Regions from separate parts of the Homo sapiens genome. Here region 2 is linked to region 1. A link is an interaction called in ENCODE POLR2A ChIA-PET data of the cell type or tissue named here. Cell type or tissue: A673. All regions are shown on one strand. Links, peaks and the distances in the headings refer to the core of each region. The heading gives the core; the rest is flanking DNA.

Region 1 (4,567 bases), core at 276-4,275:
GGCTCTAGAAACAGAAGTAATAAAATAAGACAAGTATGTCTAGAGTCCAGAGAGCAAGACAGAGTGTGAGATAAGAAGAGGCTGATGAGAGGGCAGGGGTTCAGTCATGTTAATGCCTGCTCAGTCAAACTGAAGAATTTACACTCCATCCTAAGAGCCATGAAACTTTAGTGAAGGGTTTTAAGCAGAGATTGATATGGCCAGTTTTGTACTAAAAATGAAAAAAAAAAAATCAAAGCCACTCTGACTATAGTGGGAGCAATGAATTTTGTAGAAGGCAAGAGTAGGTATGAGTGATGACCACAAAATGATAAGAATATAGTTAAGAGGAGAACTGATGGGAACCTTGTGATTAATTGGGCATGTTGGCAGGGGATGGGGGGAGAGATGAGGAAGATGGAGGAGGCAAGAACCCCACGTTTCTGGATTGAATAACTGAGTGCAGGGTGGCATCACCTGACTGAGCCAAAGACACTAGAGCAGGAAGGGGCTTGTTGCAAAGATAAGAGCAAATTATACCAGATTAATTTCGAGAGATCTGAAGAGAAATTGAGTAAGTATTGGGGTATGTCAGTTTGGAGTGAAATTCTGGGTAAGCATATCAACAGGAGAGTCATCAACCCACAGAAGTGTGGATGAATGCCTCAACTCCCAATAAAATCTTGTAGGGAAAAGCATATACTTATTTAAAAAAATCCAATGCCAAAACCTATCTCTGTTTTCTCCTCTAGTTTATTGTCTACTTCATGCCAAAGTTTTTGTGTTTCTAAATCACATATGTAATCATTTATATTCTTCATATTCCCATACTACCCCACAGCACACTGAAGTAAGCTAATAATGGCTACCATTTCTGAGTACCCATTATAAACCATGTAGTATATCATGTAATTTATTCTGTCCATTTGCAAGGTAGAAATCAGTGATCCTATTATACAGATGAGAAAATTGAGGCTGAAACAGTTTACTTAACTTTTCTAAAATCAAGCAGTTAGTGTCAGAATGGGAATTCTAAAGTAGATTTGAATTACTGAACTATTTATTGTCTGTTGCTGTTTGTAATTCTTCAATAAAGCTAATAGGAGACACCCAACATGAAGATCTAAAAGACAGTTTACTTACAGTTTTTGGAAGAGGACTATCTCTGCATACATCAGCCAGTCAGGACATTTTACCCACCAGCACCTGCTCAGACACATGCTTTGTATCAAGGGGCAACTGAAAAATTAATCAATGTATTAATGAAAGAATTCATCTGCCTCTCGGAGTACTGAAAAACATGTGTGAGAGTGTATAAAAAATTAGGTACAAAACTATATATTTGTACCTATCAGTATGTTAGGGAATGGCTATAAAGATTTCTACTAGATGTGAGAACTGAATGGGACCTTGATGAACTCCTAAGAACTATTCAGAGGAAAGATGGCAGGGAGGGAGTTTTCTTCCAGGTGCGGGGTATAGGCACACACCTGGGAAAGACACCCTGTGAGCTGAAATCAGCAGAAGTTTACAGTGACTGATACAAGATGTGGTTGTCAGGAGGGGGGGGTCACTGAAGGTTTATAGGTGGAGAAAATAAAAGTGAGAATTAAAAACAAAACATAACTGATTAAACATACCTACAACATTTTACCACTATTTATTCTAACCACTTTGGCAACAAACATTCCTAAATCTCTGTCAAAAGGGGAAAATTCTAAAACTGAACAGAAGGAACATGAGAAAGAAAGCCAAAATTTACACTACTTAAAAGTCAGCAAACTGTAGCCTTTGGGGAAAATCTAGCCCACCACCTGTTTTCATATAGCTATGCACTGATAATGTTTTTTTACATTTGTAAATGGGTAGAAAAAAAATCAAAAGAAGATTTTGTAACTTAAAAAATTATATGAAATCTAAATGTAAGGGCCCATAAATAAGATTTTATTGAAACATAGCCACACCCATTCATTTACATATTGTCTAGATGCTTTCAGACAGTAATAGCAGGGCTGTCACCAAAGCGGCATGACTCACAAAGCCGAAAATATTTACTTCTGATCCTTTAGGAGAAAGGCTGCCAATTCCCTGTGTAGAGGGGTCCATGTCAATTTCAACGATTGTTCTGCTGTATATTTTTCTATGGAAAGGAGTTTGTCTATCCTTGAATTATCCTTGAATAAAACTAACCTTTAGTTTTATGGTCAGTCTTACCCAGTATACACCAACTCTCCCCCACAGAAAATAGTATTTCCAAAGGTATTTTAGGTGTTTTTTTTTTTCTTTTTCTTTTTCTTTTTTTTTTTTTTTTTTTTTTTTTGTTGAGACAGAGTCTCGCTCTCTCACCCATTCTGGAGTGCAATGGTGTCATCTCGGCTCACTGCAAACTCTGCCTCCCAGGTTCAAGCAATTTTCCTGCCTTAGCCTCCCAAGTAGCTGGGATTACAGGCGCCTGCCACCACATCTGGCTAATTTTATATATATATATATATATATATATATATATATATATATATATATATATTTTTTTTTTTTTTTTTTTTTTTTTTTTATGAGAGATGGGGTTTTGCCATGTTGGCCAGGTTGGTCTAGAACTCCTAATCTCAGGCGATCCACCCGCCTCAGCATCCCAAAATGTTGGGATTACAGGTGTAAGCCACCGCGCCCAGTCTTAGATGGTATTTTAAAAGCAAAGAAAATAAACATTTGTTAATATTTCTTTTAGAAACCAGTACATTTAACCTATTTTACCCTTTTGAAGATAAAAATCCTTTAAAATCCAGACAATAAGGCTGTCACTCCTACCTTATACAGTGATATCATCAACATACCATGAACTTAGCTCCTGTTTTATGGGCTTTTCTTGTAAGATAGTTCAGTTCAAGATATTTGAGTCATCTATATCTTCTAGCATTTTTTATCCTATAATTTCCAAACCAAAATTCAGAACACATAATTTGACAAAGATTTTTTTTTTTCAGGTCCCCGTCCAGATATAAGAAGTAATCAGAATTCCACAGCATATAATAGATTGAAAATTCTACAGCAAAGTTGTGCTGGAGGTAATAACAGAGAGGAATGTTTAAAATCAAGATGCCCCAGAAATTCTAGAATATATCATCAGTAAAAGTTGGTCCTTATAGGTGCCAAGCAAATAATCTTGGCCATGTTAACACCCAGCTCCATCCAACGAAGAAGCTGCCTGCCCCAGACCCAATCCAACATTACAGCCAAGCCTTAGGATGCTTAATACATGTTAATTACAAATGGAGTGAATGTTGCTTAAGCCACCCGGCATACTAGCTGCTATATTGTAATAAGATCAAAACCTCTGTTCGTCTGTCTCAGTCCTAACACCTCCAAACTACTGAACACACAGAATTGTCAACACAACTAAATTTCCCCCTTAGATAAATCGTATTCACTTTTTTTCGCCTTTCACTCTCTGATCGGTTGTTCCTATTTCTAAGAAATTTGTTTCTGAAATTTCTCTGTATGATGAATAGCATTTCCTTATGTTGTACCTCGGCAAAAGAGGCAAAGCATATTAAACATATGAATCAAATATTCCTTCCTGTCAAAAAATAGAAAAGCACACCTTTATATTTATTTACATTTACAAGTAATATGTCTCAATCTGTGTGAGCCTGGATTCACATTTTACTGAAACATGTTGCATTGACTCTCAGTCTGAGTTGGATGCTTGCTTCAAATACTCACTGGAGTTTATGGGATTTGCTGGACCCACAGGAATTCATTTTCCTGAGAAAATACGGACAATTGTCTGATGGTAGAATTTGATGTAAGGAAATTATGTGAGTTGTGCACATATCTCAGGGCAGATGGCAACACGAAGCCAAGTTTGGTTTTTACATCCCACTCTCCTAGTTTTAGAAATTATCACTCCCTCAGGCAAATTTGAGAATGTATGTTTACCTAGGCCAGTTCATAGTGCAAGGTTTAAGGATAAAAGTGCCTGCTTTCTAGACATGACAGAAATGGCATCTTTCTTACCTATAAAATTATTGTTCCTTAAGTTGGCACTCAGTGCCTTCTAACAGCAGGTTCTTGACTACTTCTCCTATGTGGTTCTTATGTACCCACAAGTAATATCAAATCTCTGGGAAATTAACTTCCAGTAATCTCTTTCACACTACTATATCTTTACTCACACCATACTCTCTGCCTAGAGGTCCCCTCCTCTCGTTTCCAAGTGGATAAATCTCCTTCTTTCTTTAGGAATTGGTTCAGAGAGCGTCTTCTCCAGAACACTTCTCTGTCCCCTTTGGGAAGGCCAGGTCCTCAGTGGTCTCAAAAACCAAACTCTCCTCTCTCTGCTTCTCTTTCACTATTAGCATCTATTGTTTATATGTAAAGATTTCAAGCTGAATATAAGGTGTTCAAAACAAGGTCTGTTGTGTATTTATCCCCAAATTCCATTGCTTTGCACATACATGATGCTCATTAATATTTGTGGGACGGAACTCCTACTACTTAAAACAGAGTATTAGAAATGCTGACTCCTGATTTTATAAAGGGAATGGTAAGTGATACACAGACACAGAAGTTGAGAGGTTAGGGTGGCAGA
Region 2 (4,567 bases), core at 239-4,238, 1.1 Mb after region 1:
TTAGGATCCCTAATCTGTGGTTCAAGTGAAATTGAGACTCAATCTGTCCCAGGGAAACTTTCTGAGCCCTGGGGGACTGGCTCACAATGAATCCTAGGATTCTGTTTTCTCTTGCTTCACATCTGTAACTAATAATTCCCCTTCATATAACTTGTCACATGTGACTATATTTTGTCTCACCAGACTCAGAGAAGTTGGAAACTCATGCACAGTGAATTTGCTTCACAAAGGGATGCAGTAACTTGAAGCAGAAAAGTAATAAGGAGCAAAAACCAACACAGACATCAAGAGTAATGCTTAGGGTTGGGCACGGCGGCTTATGCCTGTAATCTCAGCACTTTAGGAGGCTGAGGCGGGCGGATCACCTGAGGTCAGAAGTTCGAGACCATGCTTGCCAACATGGTGAAACCCAATCTCGACTAAACATACAAAAATTAGCCAGGCATGGTGGTGCATGCCTGTAATCCCAGCTACTGGGAAGGCTGAGGCAGGAGAATCACTTGAACCCAGGAGGCAGAGGTTGCAGTGGGCCAAGATTGCACCACTACATTCCAGCCTGGGCGACAGAGCATGACCCATTACCCTATCTAAAAAAAAAAAAAAAAAAAAAAAAAGCTATGCTTAGGACAAACCGTTATGAGAGTTTAGATGAGGGAGTAGGTTGGGAAGATAAGGAATAGCTTCATAAGAAGAGGTATCTTGGCATATATGTCATCTCTGTCCAGTGGTTTAGGTTTCCTAATGCACTGTGGTAGGTGAAATAACATTTTCTCAAAGATGTTTATACCCTAATCCCTGGAACCTATGAGTACGTTGTGTTATGTTGCAAAAGAACTTTGCTGATGTAAAGTTATGGACCTTAAGATGACGAAATTCTCCTGGACTATATAGGTAGACCCAGTATAACCACGTGAGCCCTTAAAAGCAGATAATTTTTTCTGGCTGAAACCAAAGAGATGTGTCAGAAGAGGAAAGTGGAATGATTCCAAGCATGAGAAGGAGTCGATGTCCATTGCTGGCTCTGAGGCGTAGCAGCGTGGAAGGACTAGAGGTCTCTAGAAGCTAAGAGCAGCCACCAGTTCCAGAAAGTTCCAGAAATGCAGGAACTAATAGCTTATGATGGTGCCTAGAGATTATAGCCAGGTGCCCCATTGCTGTGGGTTAAATCAAAGTTTGGAAAACTGCAGGCTGAATTCAGCCCACCACCTGTATTTGTAGATCCCAAGAGCTAAGTATGGCTTTTTACACTTTAAAATAATTTTTAAAAGCAAAAGATGAATAATATTTTATATGTGAAAATTACATAAAATTCTAATGCCAGTGCCCATAAATAAAGTTCTGTTGGAACACAACCACCTGCATTCATTTACATATTGTCTATGGCTATATTTGGCTGCCATGGCAGAGTTCAGTAGTTGGTATTTGAGAGCAGAGGGTTTGGGTCTAGAAAGGGTATCATGTGAAAATGTTTGACCTATTGAGGAAAACACTAAAGGAAGAGGTGAATACTAGCTCAAGCATTTTTTAAATCTGTGATATGAAACAGAGACCACAGCTACAGAAACCTAGAATGTGAGAAGTGGAAAGGCTATATAGCCTAACTCGGGCCTGGGAAAGACATTTCCAGTGGCCTGAGAGAATCCAGGTCTCTGGATTCTAGCCTGTGTTCTTTGCACGGTGCTACAAGCTCCACGCTGGTGTTTCCCATTAAGCTCCTGAATCTGTCCCAGGGCCTTGTAGTTAGAGAGGGAGGCAGGGCCATTGTCTTGGCTGAATTCCATCAGCCACAGCCATCTATGTCAGGCTGACCCAGCAACTTGCCTTCCTAGGGCTAGCTTGGGTAGTCCCCTTGGTCATTCAGTTCATCGCAGACAAAAACAATGCTGAACATCTATGCAATGCTTTTTCTAATTAACCCACAAATTCCCTTTCCAAGCACTTCTGGGAGGTCAGGCAAGATGATGATGATTCTATAGGTTAGTATTTACCATTAACACTGCACTACACACTGAAATCAGATGGTCTCTCTCTTACTCAATTTTCCCTTTAGAATAAGCAAGGTTACATCATTCACCCACAAAAAGTCAATGTCCCAGCCAGTAATTTTGAAAAGGAGAATTCATTACGAGAATCAAAGAAGAAGCAAGGCCAAAAAGCACTTGATCTGGGGAGGCAGAATCGTGCCCTAAGAAGTGCAGTAGACTTCAACCTTAGTGAAAATCCCACTTCTTTTATTAACAGGGCACCTCATTTTTCTAAGCCTGCAGTATGGGGGATAAAGCCTGTATCCCAAGTAGAGAGAATGGATAAGACAATGTGTCTGTGACTCCCAGACACTGCTCAAGGAAGGATTCACTAGACATTAGTTGTACCTAAAATGAAGTAGGTGGGCATAAGGAACCCGGGGAACACTAGAGACTCAAGGGATAAAAAGGGAACCTAGTAATGCATGCTCCCCTACCCCTGCCTCACCATCAACTACACCAGGAGTTGTTCTCTTGTGCCAAGTTGTTGCCTCCTCCCTCCCAGCCCTTAGGACATAAGAGAGGGATAATTGGAAAGGATGCACCAGCGAAGTAGACAGCATACCAATGAATGAGTCAGAAGGGCTAACAGGCTTAATTCTTGTAGGGTTAAATGCAAATCATTCATGCAACCTGGTAAATTGCTCAAACCATGTAGTGGAGTGCCGCTTTGCTGGGGAGAAATAAAAGTTCTGAACCATAACCCAAGTTTCAGAGGAAAAAGTGGCTTCTAGACACTTCAAGAGAAGGAAGGCTGGCCACGTGGACACATTCCCTGGGCATTCAGATACTAGAGACTGCATGAGGCAGGCATGGAACAAGAGGAAACCAGACACCAAGAAAGAGGGCTTGGAATAAGCAAGTGAAACAACACAAGGAAACTAGGGCTTGATTTGTCATTCTGCAAAGAACACTGGTGACCATCTTGTGCAGCATTGCACTGATGCTCACAATGGTTTACATGTTGACCTTGAACCCCAAGATGCCCAGCGGAAGCTGCAGTGAGGTTACTGCTAGACTTAGAAGTGCATGCGGTTTCAAACAGGAAGACCTGGTTTTGACTACTGTTTCCATCTCTTGCTGGTTTCGTGACCCTGGGAATGTCACAGTCCTTTCTTTAGACCTTGATATCTTCACTTATAAAATGAAGGTTAGACCAGGTAAACTCAAACCTTTCTTTAGGCTCTGGTTCTAAGAGGAAAGGGCATATGACTAGGGAAAAAAAAGCTTCCCTCCCACATAGAGTTTGCTGCATTCCTTGTTTATATTTTTCTGGGGCAGGGAACATGGTTCTGTAAAATTCTCACTGAGTTGAGAGAATGATGATGTACATGAGTCTCGATGGCCAAGGAGCTCAGGTTATTACTTCAGTCCACAGACACTCTGCACTGTAGCCATCTCTTCAGATCTATAGCAAAAGAAGACTGTGTTTGCTTCAGCTGCTTTGGAGTCAGGAGGAGGGAGATGGCCAACTCCATTGTCTTGCAGCTCTCAATGCATCTGTGTCCCTGTGTTTCTCTAACATATCTTCACCATACTTGCCAATTTTCATGCCTTTTAGCATGTGTTCTTGGTTCCTGGACTGTTTCATGTCCCAGCTGGTGTTCTTTTCTCCCACAAGCTGCCTCAGAAAACATGGCCCTGCTGTCTGTCCACCCACCTCCCTCAAAGCTACTTTCTTTCCCCAAATGGTGCCATGCCACTGAGTCCAGAGAAGTTGTCATTCCAGTGTTACTGAGGGCCAGAGAGTATGGAGCCAATTCTAGGTCTCCGTGTCTCCCATTGATTGCACACACACACCAGAAGATGAGTGCACACAGACTCTGCTTCTGCCTTTTCTCTGTCTTTAACATCTCTTTTCATCTGGATTCTTCTTCAAAATGAATGCAGTCTGGTTGTAAAACCAAAGAGAGGGATTGGATATCTCCCTCCTGTATAAATGATAAAACAATGCATTAACTCCTCACAAATTTGTGATGTGCCTACTATGTGTCAGGCATTGGACTGGCTGAGATGAATGCAGTGAAGAATCAGGAACGGCCCAGAGAAGATTAAAAGCCAAATCACTGACCAGTGAGGCATCCCAAAGCTGTTCCTTCAAGGGAGTTAGCCAATGCATTCAAGTGAATGATCTTTTCAAGGAAGCCTTGTCAACAGTTCAGGTCTACTGCTGTCGGAATTGGAAACACTTTTCTCCATAACATTCCCAGTAAGGTTCCCTGTTCTGTCCATCACTCGGATGTAGGGAGAGGTGTGTCATATGGTGTCGGTGTGGAAAGAGTACTGGATGGGGTTAACAGCCCTGGAGCTTAGGCCCAGCTCTGACATTTAACTAGCTTATACATTCACTGAGGTGTTTGACCTAAGGTAAGTTCTCTCACTGTGAACTATCCAATGTAGGAAGATTGGAGCCCATTGTTTTCAGTGTCCCCTTGAGCTCTAAAATGCTCTCATTCTATTACCTGCTGCCTGAAATTCATTAAGAAAGGCATAGTTTGAGACCTGTAGGAAGGAGAAATGATGTGGGGAAAGGTTCTTACAGG

Evidence for each region. ChIA-PET counts read pairs that join two places held together with the same protein. Peaks named below come from ENCODE experiments on the same cell type or tissue, not always from the same donor. Only the 100,000 strongest peaks of a DNase experiment are listed, where the experiment ranks them.
Region 2: POLR2A ChIA-PET joins it to region 1 with 6 read pairs; 1 of 35 experiments calls an interaction of 5 or more read pairs at or near these places.

The regions. Positions count from the first base shown.
Region 1 is chr18:52,608,115-52,612,681 of GRCh38, reverse strand. All of the region lies in intron 1 of DCC (DCC netrin 1 receptor), which reads right to left. Among named protein-coding and RNA genes, the nearest start is that of DCC, 270 kb to the right of the region's middle. In A673, for the core only: no CTCF peak of the experiment used is centred there; a DNase peak (open chromatin) is centred at 2,031.
Region 2 is chr18:51,489,066-51,493,632 of GRCh38, reverse strand. The region is part of intron 1 of LINC01630 (long intergenic non-protein coding RNA 1630); the gene reads right to left. Among named protein-coding and RNA genes, the nearest start is that of LINC01630, 99 kb to the right of the region's middle. In A673, for the core only: no CTCF peak of the experiment used is centred there; a DNase peak (open chromatin) is centred at 2,572.